Regions from separate parts of the Homo sapiens genome. Here region 2 is linked to region 1. Evidence: read pairs that join two places in POLR2A ChIA-PET (ENCODE). Cell type or tissue: GM12878. All regions are shown on one strand.

The links. Peaks named below come from ENCODE experiments on the same cell type or tissue, not always from the same donor. Only the 100,000 strongest peaks of a DNase experiment are listed, where the experiment ranks them.
Region 2: POLR2A ChIA-PET joins it to region 1 with 6 read pairs; 4 of 35 experiments call an interaction of 5 or more read pairs at or near these places.

The regions. Positions count from the first base shown.
Region 1 is chr2:85,008,225-85,010,724 of GRCh38, reverse strand. The region is part of intron 1 of KCMF1 (potassium channel modulatory factor 1); the gene reads right to left. Among named protein-coding and RNA genes, the nearest start is that of KCMF1, 38 kb to the right of the region's middle. RefSeq lists an enhancer at 1,451-1,500. In GM12878, no CTCF peak of the experiment used is centred here; DNase peaks (open chromatin) are centred at 1,313 and 1,473; H3K27ac peaks cover 293 bases.
Region 2 is chr2:85,343,740-85,346,239 of GRCh38, reverse strand. RETSAT (retinol saturase) reads left to right here. Exons shown (of 11, transcript NM_017750.4): 6 at 146-265; 7 at 1,508-1,646; 8 at 1,892-2,001; 9 at 2,075-2,241; 10 at 2,442-2,500. Among named protein-coding and RNA genes, the nearest start is that of RETSAT, 9.5 kb to the left of the region's middle. In GM12878, no CTCF peak of the experiment used is centred here; no DNase peak of the experiment used is centred here.

The DNA.
Region 1 (2,500 bases):
AATTACATTCCAGCTCCTTACTTCACTGGTACTAGAAGTATGCTGTCCAATATGGTAGCCACTAGGCACATGTCACTATTTAAATGTAATCTGCTAAAATTAAACTAAAAATTCAGTTCCTCAATTGCACTGGCCACATTTCAAGTGCTCATGTGGCTGGTGGCTACTGCACTGGATAGTGGTGCACCGGACAATGACATTTGAGAGACTGAGCCATAATTTTGTGAAAATAAGGTCTAGAACAGTCTTTTTTATTGAAGACAGTCTCAATTTGGTCACCCAGGCTGGAGTACAGTGAGGCAATCTAGGCTAACTGCAGCCTCTGATGCCCTGGTTCAAGCAATTCTCATGCCTCAGCCACCCAAGTAGCTAGGGTTACAGGTGTGCACCACTACACCCAGCTAATTTTTGTGTTTTTAGCAGAGACGGGGTTTCACTACGTTGCCCAGGCTGGTCTTGAACTCCTGGCCTAAACTGATCCCACCTCAGCCTCCCAAAGTGCTGGGATTACAGGGGTGAGCCACCACGCCCGGCCAAGAGCAGTCTTAAGGTAAGATCTCATTTTGTTGCTTTCTGAAACTCTTAAAATTTTGTATTGAAATTGAAATAAAAGACAATTTCAAAAGGATGAAGAGAATAAAAAGAAACAACAGGAATACAATTCTGGATGTGAAAAGCAGAATTAGGTAACTGAATTAGGAGACTGGAAAGAACTGAATCCCAGTATGGGCAAAGGGGAAAGCTAAGAATCCAATTTACAAAGCAAATTCAACAAAATGTCTGGGACTGGCAGCAACATTGCTGGAACCCTAGTTAGGGTGAAGAACTGCTGAAGGATAGAAGATGGATAAAAGGTCTTTAAGAAGCAGTTAAATTTCTAAGTTGCTTCTTCAACATTATGCTGCACTTCAAGTGGAAAGTAGAAGTTTATTCATTAAAGAGGGTCTCTGACCCCCAGGAACTCAAGGCATCGTTGAAAACGGAATAAAGTGCATATTTTATTGAAAACAGAGGGATTAAGTAAGTATATCATTTCCAGAAACAGAAAAAAGAAAGAAGAGGGGGGAAGAGAGAAAGAGACAGAAATCAGAACATGGAAGAAAACTGGAACCCTACTCTAGAAGCTTCAATATCCTCAAAGTAAGAAAAATGGAAGGGAGGAAATAACCAACAGAGTAATTCAAGAAAACTTTCCAGAACAGAGAATAGGAATTGCCAGGCTGAAAGAGCCCCTGTACAGCACGACCTCACTGAAAGGGCATCTGTACAGCAATGTCCCACTTTCTTGGCACCAATTTCCTGTATTAGTCCATTTTCACACTAGTATAAAGAACTACCTGAGACTGGGTAATTTATGAAGAAGAGAGGTTTGACTGACTCACAGTTCTGCAGGTTTAACAGGATGCATGACTGGGAGGCCTCAGGAAACTTACAATCATGGCAGAAGGTGAAGGGGAAGCAGACACCTACTTCACAATGGTGGAGCAGGAGAGAGACAGCACGAAAGGGGAAGTGCCACACACTTTCAAACAACCAGATCTCATGAGAACTTACTATCTCAAGAACAGCAAGGGGGAAGTCTGCCCCCATGATTCAATCACCTCCCACTGACATATGAGGATTACAATTTGAGATGGGATTTGGGTGGGGATACAGAGCCAAACCATAACATATACATACAAAAGTACGCATCAAGGCTGGGCATGGTGGCTCACACTTATAATCTCAGTACTTTGGGAGGCCAAGGTGGGAAGACTGCTAGAGCCCAAGAGTTTGAGACCAACCAGGGCGATATAGTAAGACCTCCTATCTACAAAAAAACTGCCAGCTATTTGAGAGACTGAGCGGGGGAGGACTGCCTGAGCCCGGGAGGCAGAGGTTGCAGTGAGGTGAGATTGAGCCACTGCACTCCAGCCTGGTAGACAAAGCAAGACCCTGTCTCCAAAAAAAAAAAAAAAAGAGTACATGTCAATACTTGCAGTGCTTTCAGTCTTTCCAGTGAGCGACTGAAAACAGGCACAGAGCAGCATGAAAGTTGAGTGGCTTGATACGCATGTTTCCAGCTCAGGTCCAACAAAGCAATGCTCTGCCTCCTTCTTTCAGCTCTCATTTTGTAAACAAGTGTCGTTTTCATGGTCTATTTAGTCCCATGTTTTCACCTTTTTGTGCTGTTTCTTGGTAGTTTCGCTATTTAAATGGCTCCCAAGTGTAGTGCTGAAATGCTGCTAAATATATATAAGATATATGAGATATATATCATGTAACATATATCTCAGATATATGATGTATATATCATATATATCACATAATATATAATATGATATATAATATATATCATATATAATATATCATATGATATATAATATATATTATATATTATATATCATATTATATATTATATATGATATATATATCATATTATATATTATATATATTATATATCATATTATATATTATATATGATATATAATATATATCATATATAATATAATATGTGATG
Region 2 (2,500 bases), 340 kb before region 1:
CCAGGGGCCTGCCCTGCCTGAGTCTAGGTAGCTGGACTCCAAGGTCTGAGAAATGGGCACAGGCAGAGAGAGATCCATGGGGGCCGTGGGCCTTTCTCTTCATCCCAGAGCTCACAGACCCTCAGCCAAGCTCTTGTGCCTGCAGGTGTCAGTGTGAAGAAGGGGCATGAGCTGGTGAACATCTATTGCCCCATCGTGGTCTCCAACGCAGGACTGTTCAACACCTATGAACACCTACTGCCGGGGAACGCCCGCTGCCTGCCAGGTAAAAGGCGGGTCTGCACTGCCCCTCTTGCAGGTTCCCCAATGTGTCCCCTTCTGGAGCCAACCTGCTCCGTGTGGGTCATGCTTCTCCTCTTCTTGGCCGGCCCTCTGATTGTCCTTAAGCAACAAGGTGAGAACGCTACCTCTAACATCATCCTAACCCTAGCATTTAATGTTGGGGAAACTGAGGCCCATACAGATTAATTACAGTCCTGAGGCCACTCAGCTGAAAGGGGCAGGGCTGAGCAGAGTAGCTGGTCTGATTTGAAAGCTCCGCTCCTCCCACCCTTCTGGGCTGAGGGGGCTTCCAGAGAAGAGGCCTCAGGAAGAGAAGCAGGAGAGCAGGCAGCCCACAGGGAGCAGAGCCGCCGAGCCAACGCAGCTAAGAGGTCCCGCCACCTTCATGTAACTGGATCTGAGGAAGGGAGGCCGCTGGGAAGAGGGGACCAGTAACCCAGCAGGGGTGAGAGAGAGGGGCCCAGATGAAGGACTCAGGATGGGGCGGGAGCTGGAGAGCATGGAGTAGCTCCGGATATGGTATGGCGGAAACCTTGACTGGTGCAGGAGCTAGAGAGCAGGGGAAGGAGCCCTGACCCCAGAGGGTGGGCCCGGGAGCTGCTCCCTGAGGAGCCGGGGAAGGGGACAGCAGAGCGGGCTGGGGGGTAAAGCGAGGTCCTGGCTTTCCGCATGGGGACTGGGTGGTAAGGCAGTTGTGATTGTCTCCAGGGCATAGGGTGATTTCACCAGCGCCAGCCTCTCCTTCCTTCACCCTGCGTGGCTGAGCCTGCAGCCTGCTCGGCCTCCCCTCTCTCAGACTCTCAGGAGCTGAAGGGGTGAGGCAGAGATGGCCCAGGGGCAGAGCAGGGAGGTCGGGCTTGGTGCACAGGCAGACTCTGCCTTTGCTACTTCCTACCTTTCTCTCTGTGACCCTGACCTCCCTTCTCCCCTGTCCCAGGACCTCTGGGAACTGACACTGTCCTGGCCAGGCAGCCCTGCTACAGTCATCTGTCCCTCCCGCCCCCCTCTCACTGTCTGGTTACAATTTTCCCTTGTCTATGAATTTTCCTCCTGAACACGATCTGAAGGCCTCAAAAATATTTAGTTAAATGAAGGAAGCAGAGTGGCCAGGGGCCCGGCATGCCTCAGGCAGGTGCCAGAGCTGGCACCCCAAGGCTCTCCTGGGAGCAAGGAGTGGCCGTCTCCGGCCATGGTCCACACAGGCACCAACCACTCCCCCTGGCAGGTGTGAAGCAGCAACTGGGGACGGTGCGGCCCGGCTTAGGCATGACCTCTGTTTTCATCTGCCTGCGAGGCACCAAGGAAGACCTGCATCTGCCGTCCACCAACTACTATGTTTACTATGACACGGACATGGACCAGGCGTAAGGTGCACGTGTGTGTGTATGTGTGTGGCCCGTGCCTCCCTGCTTGACTCAGAGAATGAGCAGAGGTTATGGAATGGGAGGAAGTAGGCAATTTCTAATTTGCTCCTGGAAGTTTGTCACGCCAAGGCTGTGGCTCAGCTTCACCCCTGTGGGGAGTCCCTAGGGATAAGCAGTCCTTGCAGTGGTTCTGGGGTTTTGAGGACAAAAACCTGGAGATCCCACCACACTCTTGTCACATGCAGGATGGAGCGCTACGTCTCCATGCCCAGGGAAGAGGCTGCGGAACACATCCCTCTTCTCTTCTTCGCTTTCCCATCAGCCAAAGATCCGACCTGGGAGGACCGATTCCCAGGTGGGGCTGCACGTCCCGGGTGAGGGGGTGGAGGGAGAGGCCGGGCAGTAGTAATATCAGCTCTGATCCCCAGGCCGGTCCACCATGATCATGCTCATACCCACTGCCTACGAGTGGTTTGAGGAGTGGCAGGCGGAGCTGAAGGGAAAGCGGGGCAGTGACTATGAGACCTTCAAAAACTCCTTTGTGGAAGCCTCTATGTCAGTGGTCCTGAAACTGTTCCCACAGCTGGAGGGGAAGGTAGGGGGTAAAGTATTTGGGGTGGTGACGAACCTCACGGTGCTGTTTCTGCCCTTTCCTTGAGACAGGGGAATCAGGCCCCAAGACATGAGCCCCAGGGAAGGACAGGGCACCCATCCCTGCAGTCAGTGAATGGGAAAGAGTGGAAGAGGGAGGGGAGCCAGGATCTCACATGCCTGCCCCACCCTTTCTGCCCTCAGGTGGAGAGTGTGACTGCAGGATCCCCACTCACCAACCAGTTCTATCTGGCTGCTCCCCG